2 separate regions of the Homo sapiens genome follow, and region 2 is linked to region 1. A link is an interaction called in ENCODE POLR2A ChIA-PET data of the cell type or tissue named here. Cell type or tissue: CD4-positive, alpha-beta T cell. All regions are shown on one strand. Links, peaks and the distances in the headings refer to the core of each region. The heading gives the core; the rest is flanking DNA. Region 1 overlaps SSH1 (slingshot protein phosphatase 1). Region 2 overlaps LOC105369969 (a long non-coding RNA gene).

Evidence for each region. ChIA-PET counts read pairs that join two places held together with the same protein. Peaks named below come from ENCODE experiments on the same cell type or tissue, not always from the same donor. Only the 100,000 strongest peaks of a DNase experiment are listed, where the experiment ranks them.
Region 2: POLR2A ChIA-PET joins it to region 1 with 8 read pairs; 9 of 35 experiments call an interaction of 5 or more read pairs at or near these places.

What each region holds. Positions count from the first base shown.
Region 1 is chr12:108,819,300-108,824,673 of GRCh38, reverse strand. SSH1 (slingshot protein phosphatase 1) reads left to right here. Exons shown (of 15, transcript NM_018984.4): 3 at 1,313-1,416. Among named protein-coding and RNA genes, the nearest start is that of MIR619, 15 kb to the left of the region's middle. RefSeq lists an enhancer at 2,638-2,687. In CD4-positive, alpha-beta T cell, for the core only: no CTCF peak of the experiment used is centred there; a DNase peak (open chromatin) is centred at 2,523.
Region 2 is chr12:108,743,931-108,749,304 of GRCh38, reverse strand. LOC105369969 (a long non-coding RNA gene) reads right to left here. Exons shown (of 3, transcript XR_945328.4): 2 at 1,630-1,861. Among named protein-coding and RNA genes, the nearest start is that of CORO1C, 15 kb to the right of the region's middle. In CD4-positive, alpha-beta T cell, for the core only: no CTCF peak of the experiment used is centred there; no DNase peak of the experiment used is centred there.

The DNA of each region.
Region 1 (5,374 bases), core at 224-5,223:
TAAACATTTTTTAATTGTAATTTTTAAAGTTATAGGTAGTTATAAATGTTATTGCTAGCTAAAATAACAAAGGCCAAAGATTCATTCTGCTGAGAAATTCATTGGGCCAACTTGAGGTTTTCCTCAAGAATAGTGGACAGGACAACCTTGACTAAGTTAAATCACAAGTCAGTATCCACCCACTTTTTTCTTTCTTTCTTTCTTTCTTTTTTTTTTTTTGAGACACAGTCTTGCTCTGTCGCCCAGGCTGGAGTGCAGTGGTGCGTGGTGCGATCTTGGCTCACTCCAACCTCCGTCCCTGGGGCTCAAGTAAGCGATTCTTGTGCCTCAGCCTTCTGAGTAGCTGGGATTACAGGCATGTGCCACCACGCCTGGCTAATTTTTGCATTTTTAGTAGAGACAGGGTTTCACCATGTTGGCCAGACTGGTCTCGAACTCCTGACCTCAAGTGATCCACTGCCTTGGCCTCCCAAAATGCTGGGATTACAGGCTTGAGCCACCCGGCCCCTCCCCACTTTTCTTAAAATGCAAACAACTAGTGAAAGTGTAATTTCATCTTGTATTCCATCAAGGGAAGTCACCAAGAAACAATGGAGTTGTTAAAAGCCAGAGAGTTAGAAGCAGAGATCAACAGCAAGAGCATGAGAATTCACAAAGTAGACTGCCCTCTCCTAATCAGGGAGTTGTTCTCTTTTCTTAGAAAATGTTATGGCTGGGCGTGGTCACGCCTGTAATCACAGCACTCCAGGAGGCCTAAGCAGGCAGATTGCTGGAGGTCAGGAGTTTGAGACCAGCCTGGCCAACATGGTAAAACCATGTCTCTACTAATAATACAATAATTAGCTGGCCATGGTGGCACATGCCTGTAATCTCAGCTTCTGGGGAGGCTGAGACATGAGAATCGCTTGAACCCAGGAGGCAGAGGTTGCAGTGAGTTGAGATCACACCACTGTACTCCAGCCTGGATGACAGAGTGAAACTGCGTCTCAAAAAAAAAAGAAAGAAGAAAATGTTATATGACAGTGAGATCCCTGTCCAGTATTCTGCAGAAAGGGGCCCTGGAGAGCCTATGTAGAACTTTGGGTGTTGTCACAGAAGCATTATTTTGTCACGAAAATTCTCCAGCAGCAAGCTTTTAGCAAAAGCAAGGTTTGAGAAAAGTACTACGTGGAATTATTATAAAAGCAGTTTCATCCTATTTGCATTTTACATGCCATTTGTCCACGCTAAAGCTTTTTCCCCTGCAGTAATTCTTTGTCCATTTTCCTGTCTGAATTCCGGTCTAACTGTGCTCTGGTCTTATCCTTCCCAGCTTAAGTGAGAGCTTTTTCATGGTGAAAGGCGCAGCCCTCTTCTTACAACAGGGAAGCAGCCCTCAAGGCCAGCGGAGTCTTCAGCACCCCCACAAGCATGCAGGTGAGGGCTCTAAGTTGATACTCTTACATTGGAGCTTCTTTTCTGGACAGCAGAGGAAACTTCCATTGTTGGTGATGTTGCTGAGTTTGAAGGCCTTAGACATAGTGGACGCAGGTTTGCAGTGACCAGTGCAGGCAGAGGCTCAGATGCTCTCTCTTGAGCAGACCACGCACATTTTCCAACCTTTTATGTCATGTCTGTCTGCGTCAGGAGTAAGGTCAGCAGCATCCTGCTGGGATGCAAAGATTTCCTCTCTGTAGTTTATCAGTTAATTGCAGGCTGTAAGTTACAGCCTGACTTTTTAACAAATGCACCAAAATGAATTATAGCCAGATGTCGTCCACTTGAAAATAACCATCTGGAGTGCTGTATACCTAATCTTGGGATGGATTTCTCCAAGCATTTGAAAAACACTCATTTGGAGAATTTCTTGAAGGGCCTTTGGCTCCAACTCTGAGATAGACACTGTAGTAGGAAGTCTTGATTCTGTAATAGTTTGTTTTTAGGAAGTAGACAGAAGTAATAGGGTGAGGATCAAACTGAGTTTAAATAAGAAGTGCCTACTAAGTAGTAAGACTGGTTTTCTTAGGAGACTTGACTCAGAGCTGAAGGCAGTTAGAAAGAGGAATTCAAGAAATGCTTGCGTGGCCCTGCATGGTATCTCACACCTGTAATCCCAGTGCTTTGGGAGGCTGAGTTGGGAGGATCGCTTGAGCCCAGGAGTTTGAGGCTGCAGCAAGCTAGGATCACGCCACTGCACTCCAGCCTGGGTGACAGAGAGAGACTCTGTTTCTTAAAAACAATAACAACAAAACACACTTATGGCCAGGCACGGTGGCTCTTGCCTGTAATTCCAGGATTTGGGAGGCCAAGGTGGGCAGATCTCGCTTGAACCCAGGAGTTCCAGACTAACCCGAACAACACAGTGAAACCCTATCTCTGCAAAAAATACAAAAATTAGCTGGGCGTGGTGGCGCATGCCTGTAATCCCAGCAAGGTTGGGGGCTGAGGTGGGAGGATTGCTTGAGCCCAGGAGGTCGAGGCTGATGTGTCACCACAGCCAGCTAGTTTTTTGTGGGTGTGTATGTAAATGAGGTCTCACTATGTTGCTCACTGTGTTGCTCAGTGAGCCACGATTGCGCCACTGCACTCCAGCCTGGGTGACAAAAGAAAAGGACCCTATCTCAAAAAGAAAGAAAGAGGAAAAAGTGCTTGCATGTAAGTGGATCTTTGTCGTAGGTGGACAGCATCTCAGGGCATTTCTTGGAGAGGCAGTGCATAATTGAATGTCTGTGAGCTGAGAAGGCCTTTACCTTTCAGAACAGCAGCAGGTGAAACCAACCAGCTATTGTGGCCAGTTTTCTTGTGAACATTTTGTTTGTTTAACCTCAAGTCATTCAGCTTCATTTTAGATCTGAGTGCTCAGGTTAGAATTCTACACCATGCAATTTATAGCAAACACCAAGGCTCAGTCAGTATTTTCACATACTGATGTTGATGATATTTAGGTCTGTTTTAAGCAAAGAAAATAACTGTCCTGTACAAGGAGGCAGTGTGGTTTGTGGAAATAGTATTTGTTTTGAAGCCAGGCAGACCTGTCTTCTGATCCTAGTTCTCCAACTTACTAAGCCGTAACAGGTCGACTTCTAAGCCTCAGTTTCCTAGTCTTTACAATGGGCATCAAATACTGGTGCCTCAGACAATATGGAAATTTAGAGTTATGCGTGTAACATACCTACCTGTAGTAGGTGCTGTATATATATATGGGTAACTATCATTGTTATTACGATGACTTCTAGTACAATACAGCTATAAACAGACCCTTCATTCTTTTTTTTTTTTTAATTATATGAAAAGTTTTTTTAGAGACGGATCTCATTCTCTTGCCCAGGCTGGCGTGCAGTGGCCTGATCATAGCTCACTGCAGCCTCGACCTCCTGGGCTCAAGTGATTGTCCAGCCTTAGCTTCCTGAGTAGCTGGGACCATAGATGCGTGTCACCACACCCAGCTAGTTGTGTGTGTGTGTGTGTGTGTGTGTGTAGATGAGGTCTCACTCACTATGTTGCTCAGGCTGGTCTCCAACTCCTGGCCTCAAGCCATCTCCCCACCTCAGCCTCTCAAAGCATTGGGATTATAGGTTTGAGGTGCCATACTCAGCCAGATTCTTCGTTCTTGAATTTGCTAATTATTCTGCCCTCTTAGAAATGTAGCTGTTGTTCATGTTTTAATTGTAACACATATGACAAAGCAAATGCTCAAGCTCTGCTCACTAAGTGTCAGATACCTCCTTCCTCTAATCCAAAGACTAGAAGGGTAGGATGCAAGCCACCAGCTGGCTGACTCTTGTGCCCTGAGGTCTGGAGTGGACGATGAGGTCGGAAGGCAGAGGGGCCGCCAGCTGTCCACAGTTGGTCTGTAAATGACCTTGGGACAGACGCAGACTAGACTTACGTTAGTTCCTTTTTTTCCCTAGAATTACCATCAAGTCTCCTGAATGTACCAGAGGCCCCCCAGTAACCACTGTGCAGAGCTGAGTACAATTGAGGGTTAATTCTGTCCTTGGAAAAGTAGTTCAGTTTGTTTCAGCCAGTCCAGTCAATTTGAGACCCTTTCTAGGGCTTATATTCTCTGATTTTTTTGTGTGTGGATGTCAGACTGGGGTTTGGATTTCTGTCTGTCAGCAGTTCCATATCTCAGCAAACAATCCCACTGAAAGAAGTTTATCTGTGTGGAAAATGTCCCTTTCATTTAGGCATTTATCAGACAGGGGTTTGTTTTTGCTTTCCCCAATGCAGTTCTGTGACTCGGGTAGATGGTGGGAGGGCCCAGGCAGGTGAAGAACCAGCTCATGGTCGTTGTCGTTGTGTTGCATTGGTGACATGACGGGTGGAGGAAGGGGCTGGGGAGGTCTATGGCTTTCTTTAATGTGAACCCTTATCTCCAAATCGCTCATCATAGGAAGCAGGGTCAACACAGGGTGTTATACACTGTGGAATTGTATAACTGGAGAGGACAGATAAGAGGGGCATGGTTCTTTTCTTTTTTAAATTTTACTTATTGTGGAAAGAATGCTTAATTGGCCTGGGTTTGGTGGCTCATGCCTATAATCCCAGCACTTTGGGAGGCTGAGGTGAGAGGATCATTTGAGTCCAGGAGTTCGAGACCAGCCTGGGCAACATGGCAAAACCCTGTCTCTATTGAAAAAAAAAGAAAAAGAAAGAACGCTTAACATGAGATCTACCCTCCTGGCTAGAGGCACAAATTTCTAATGACCCAATTCCTCTCTGAGACAGGAAGTGCAATTTGGACATCATCTGTCCTTCTCCCTTAAAATGAAAAAGATGCTTTTGCAAAAGGAACAAACACAATGTTTCCTTTTGGAGCATTTGAGTGTGTAAGCATTATTGATCCTTTTGGGGTTGTAATTGTGATGTATAGAGTAATTTTTTTTCCTTTGTAGAGACAGGGTCTTATCGTGTTGCCCAGGGTGATCTCAAACTCCTGGGCTCCAGCGATCCTCCTGCCTTGGCCTCCCAAGTAGCTGGGACTACAGATGTGAACCAGAAAGCCCAGCTAATTTTTTACTTTTCTGTAGAGATGGGGTCTTGCCATGTTGCCCAGACTGGTCTTGAATGCCTGGCCTCAAGTGAGTCTCCTGCCTCGGCCTCCCAAAGCACTGGGATTACAGGTGTGAGCCACCACACCAGGCTGATATTAGCATCTCTACAGATGACCCTTTCTTCAGAAAGAAATCCTTGCAGATATAAAGAAAAATGTGTAAGCTAGAGAAAAAAAGCAACCTTGGAGTCACACCTGCTACTTACTAATTATGCACCTCCCTTACAACTTTCCCCTCCGTGAAAGTGTGCGCTTCTTCTGACAGGGTCTCTGCTTCGCGCGAGACTCATGGCCAGTAAGAGACTTTCCTCACTGCACTCCAGGAACACCTCCTGAACC
Region 2 (5,374 bases), core at 83-5,082, 75 kb after region 1:
TTGTGGTGTTTTTTTTTGTTTTTTTGTTTTTTTTTTTGAGACAAGGTCTTGATCTGTCACCCAGGCTGGAGTATGGTGGCACGATCACGACTCACTGCAGCCTCAACCTCCCAGGCTCAAGCAATCCTCCCACCTCAGCCTCCCAAGTAGCTGGGGCTACAGCTGCGCACCATCATGCCTAGCTAATATTTGTATTTTTTGTAGAGACGAGGTCTCACTATGTTGCCAGGGCTGGTCTGGAACTCCTGGGTTCAGGCCATCCTTCTGCCCTGATCTCCCAAAGTGCTGGGATTGCAGGCATGAGCCACCATGCCTGGCTAAGGATTTCAGTGTATGAATTTGGGTGGGACACAAACTTTCAGACCATAGTGTACATTTTCACTGTATGTTTACTGCCACATATTTAATGTTTGTGTGCTTTTTTGGTATGACTTTTGTGTTTAAAATGATCCCCAAGTGTAGTGCTAAAGTACTGTCTATCTAGTATCCCTAAGCACAAGAAGGTTGTGATGTGCCTTATGGGGAAAATACATGTGTTAGATACACTTCATTCAAACATGAGGTATTATGGTATTGGCTGTGAGTTTGATGTGAATGAATTGAACATATATATATATAGAGATTTTTTTTTTTTTTGAGATGGAGTTTCGCTCTTGTTGTCCAGGCTGGAGGGCAATCGTGTGATCTCAGCTCACCGCAACCTCCGCCTCCCAGGTTCAAGCAATTCTCCTGTCTCAGCCTCCCAATTAGCTGGGATTACAGGCATGCATCACCATACCCGGCTAATTTTGTATTTTTAGTAGAGATGGGGTTTCTCCATGTTGATCAGGCTGATCTCGAACTCCCAACCTCAGGTGATGCGCCTGTCTCAGCCTCCCAAAGTGCTGGGATTACAGGCATGAGCCATCGCTCCTGGCCCAACAATATATATTAATCAACAATACTTTATATGGTGGCTTTGGCCAGGTGTGATGGCTCATGCCTGTAATCCTAGGACTTTGGGAGGTCGAGGTGAGAGGATCACTTGAGCCCAGGAGTTTAAGACCAGCCTGGGCAATGTGGCAAAACCCCGTCTCTACCCAAAACAGAAGAACTAGCTGGGCATGGTGGTACATGCCTATAGTCCAAGCTACTCAGGAGGTTGAGGTGGGAGGATCACCTGAACTGGGAGAGGTTGAGGCTGCAGTGATCCGTGATTGCTCCACTGCACTCCAGCCTGGACAACAGAGTGAGACCCTGTCAAAAATAATAATAATAATAAGGGGGGTGTCTTTAAACAGAAACACACATAAAAAAAGCTTGTATATTGATTGGTTGACTAAAATGTCGTGACCAAAAGCTTGCAGGCACCTAACCATGTATTTCCCCTAGGAGCAATGGTTTAGTATTTGCTAATTCAGTGTTCTTGGTGACTTTGTAGAATAAGTACCATGAATAATGAGAATTGACTCTATCTGTGTATGTGATCATGAGAATTACTTTAGGATACATTTCTGGAGTGAAATTATTGGGTCGAAGTAGAACACCTTTTCTGATGTCTTTTGGGTTTGTATCAGGTAGCTCTCACTGTGTAACAAACCTCCCCCAAATTCAGTGACTTGAAATAATATGTATTTATTATTTACTCACAAGTTTAAAGCAGGCTGGGAGGTTTGGTTGATCCGGATTGGGCTCGGTGGGTCTCTGCAGGGCTTACTCATGTTTGTGGTTGATGGGGTTTGGCTGGTCTAGGATAACCTCACTCATGTGTTGGAGTTGATGCTTCTCTTCTTCCAGTAAGGTTGCCTGGGCTTGTTCACGTGGCAGCATCAGGGTTCCAGGAGAGCAAGTGAAAATGTTCAAGATCTCTTGAGGCCTAAGCCTAGAAATGCCAGGATAGTTATTTCTGTTGCATCCTATTGGCCAAAGCAATTTAGAAGACCAGTCCAGATTCAAGCACTGGGAAACAGATTTTGTCTCTTGATGAAAAGAGCTGCAAAGATATATTGCAAAGGGCTCAAGTGATCCTCCCACCTCAGCCTCCCAAAGTGCTGGGATTACAGGCATGAGCCACTGTACCCAGCCCAGACGCTGTAGTTGTCTTTTTTTTCTTTTCTTTTTCTTTTTCTTTTTTTGAGACGAAGTTTCGCTCTTGTCACCCAGGCTGGAGTGCAATAGCGTGATCTTGGCTCACTGCAACCTCCGCCTCCTGGGTTTAAGCAATTCTCTTGCCTCAGCCTCCTGAGTAGCTGTCAGGCACTGTATTTTTAAGGAAACTTTTATTTTAGGATAGACTTTGATTTACAGAAAAGTTGCAAAATAGTACAGAGTTTCCATATAACCCCACACCCAGTTACCTCTGTATTAACATCTCATGTTTCTATTTTATGTATTTTTTTCATAGAGATGGGGTCTCACTATGTTGCCCAGGCTGGTCTCAAACTCCTGGGCTCAACTGATCCTCCCAAAGTGCTAGGATTACAGGCGTGAGCCACCGCAACTGGCCGATTTTTTTTTTTTTTTTTTTTGATCTGTCTCTAGGCTGGAGTGCAGTGGCGCAATCTCAGCTCACTGCAACCTCCACCTCCCAGGTTCAAGCGATTCTCCTGCCTCAGCCTCCCGAGTAGTTGGGATTTCAGGTACGTGCCACCATGCCCAACTAATTTTTTTTTTTTTGTATTTTTAGTAGAGACAGGGTTTCACCATGTTGGCCAGGATGGTCTTGACCTCTTGACCTCGTGATCTACCTGCCTAGGCCTCCCAAAGTGCTGGGATTACAGATGTGAGACACTGCACCTGGCTGCCTGGCCGATTTTTTTATATTTAATCAGAGTAGGAGCTGTGCAGATCCCTGAGCCAGAGGTTTTCTCTGGTGAATCAGATCTTAAACTTTTAATGGTTCCTCTTATTCTTAGACACGGAGAAGGTGGCACACTCTATCAAGAAGTAGACTCAGTGCAGTGGGGCCAGCAGTGTGGCCATGAGCAAGAGGCTTTACCTCTCTGAGCCTCAGTTTCTTCCTCTGTAAAATGGGGATTAAAAAAGCCATTTCACTGAGTTAATGCCTGGGAAGTTGGTATCACTGGCCTGGTGGGCGGTAAATGCTTAATAAGTACCAGCTCAACTGTGGTATTTATCTGTATTAAGGATCAGTAGCAGGTGCTCTCGCAGACATAATCTCAGATGAGCATCATTTCTCTCCACTGAAGAGATGAGGAAACAGAGGCCCAAAGAGGTGGCATAACTTGACCAAGATCACAAAGCCAGGAAATGGCAGGACTGGTCATCACACCAGGGCTTCTGGCATTAGCTCAAACCATCATGGCTACCATGCATGGACTCAGCCCCCAGCATATGGTGGGCCCTGAGCCAAGTGTGCAACCTGCATTTCCTCATGGATGTTCCCACAATGCCATGAGGTGGCATCAGAGAAGGCGGAATAGAGAGTAGGGACTTCCATTCCCATCAGGTGGTCATGAGGCCTCTCCCTGTGGTTCAAGTGGCCATCACATGAGGAGTGTGCATTTCTACTCCCATCTGACAGTAACGATGTGCTCCTCCTTCTCCCCCATCGGGTGCTGTCAGGGGAGGCAGCAAGGAGCGTTGGGACTGTCGCCACTGCCTGGGAACACTTTCCCATGATGTCAAAGGAAGACACATGGGGAACACCAGTGAGGCACTTCTACCTCTCCCAGCCAGGAAGGTATCAGCAGAGCAGGTGGGGAACCACAAGTCCCACTTCCACCCAGAAATAAGAGAAGTCTCCCACCCTGCCCATCAGCTTTCATCAGAGGCTGACTGGAGAACTTCCACCCCTCCTGGCATTAATGAGGAGGAACTCCCACCCCCACTCTGCTGTAGTGGTGTCAAGTAGCACCATATAAAATGAATGGAAGATGTATGGGAGGCCAAGATGGGAAGATTGTTTGAGGCCAGGAGTTCGAGACCGGCCTGGGCAACATAGCAAGACACTGTCCCTATAAAAAAAATTTTTTTAGGCCAGGCACAGTGGCTCACACCTGTAATCCCAGCACTTTGGGAGGACGAGGCGGGTGGATCACCTGAGGTCAGTAGTTCGAGACCAGCCTGGCCAACATGGGGAAACCCCATCTCTACTAAAAATACAAAAATAAGCTGGGCATGGTGATGCGTGCCTGTAATCCAGGCTACTCGGGAGGCTGAGGCAGGAGAATCACTGGAACCCGGGAGGTGGAGGTTGCAGTGAGCTGAGATCACACCACTGCACTCCAGCTTGGGTGACAGAGCAAGACTCCATCTCAAAAAAAAAAAAAAGTTTTTTAAAAGCCAGGTATGGTGGTACCTGTAGTCCTAGCTACTCAGGAGGCTTGTAGGAGGATCCCTTGGGCCCAGGAGTTCAAGATTACAGTGAGCTATGATCATGCCACTGCACTCCAGCCTGAGTGACAGAGCAAGACTGCATCTCAAAAAAAAAAAAAAAAAGTTTAAATGAGATCCAGAGTTTCATAACATAATACCTAAAATGTCCAGGTTTTGATTGAAAATAACTCACACAAAGAACCAGGAAGATCTGAAACCGAATGAAACAAGACAATCAATATGTGCCAATGCAAAGATGATAGAGATGTTAGAATTAGCTGACAATGTTTTTAAAGCAGTCATCATAGAAATGCTTAGCAACCAATTGCAAACGTGACTGAAACAAATGTAAGAAAATAGAAAGTCATCAGAATCAGATCTGATGTTTATTCTCTCTCTCTCTCTCTATCTATTTATCTGTCAATCATCTATCTATCTTCATAGTCTACTGGTGTTGTCATTTTACCAGTTCAAGTATAGAGTCTTATCTCCCTTATGTTTTCTTATACTCTTCTGTTTGTATTATAATTGTCTTAAATATTTCCTCTACATACATTTAGAACCAGATTAGTGTTATAATTTTTACTCTAACCATTGGTCATAATTTAGAAAACTCAGGAAGAGAAGAAAAGTCTGTATTTACTTACACTTCAGATGACCACGTTCTTTCTTCCCTCCTAATGTTCCAAGGTTCCTTCTTCTATCATTTCCTTTCTGTTTAGAGAACTTCCTCTTTCCTTTTTTTTTTTTTTTTTTTTTTTTTTTGGCAGTCTTGCTCTGTCATGCAGGCTGGAGTGCAGTGGTGCAATCTTGGCTCACCGCAACCTCTGCCTCTCAGGTTCAAGTGATTCTCCTGCCTCAGCCTCCCAAGTAGCTGAGATTACAGGCACACACCACCACACCCGGCTAATTTTTATGTTTTTAGTAGAGATGGGGTTTCACCATATTGGCCAAGCTGGTCTCCAACTCCTGACTTTGTGATCCACCCGCCTTGGCCTCCCAAAATGCTAGGATTACAGGCGTGAGCCACTGCCACCGGCCTCTCTTTCCATTCTTT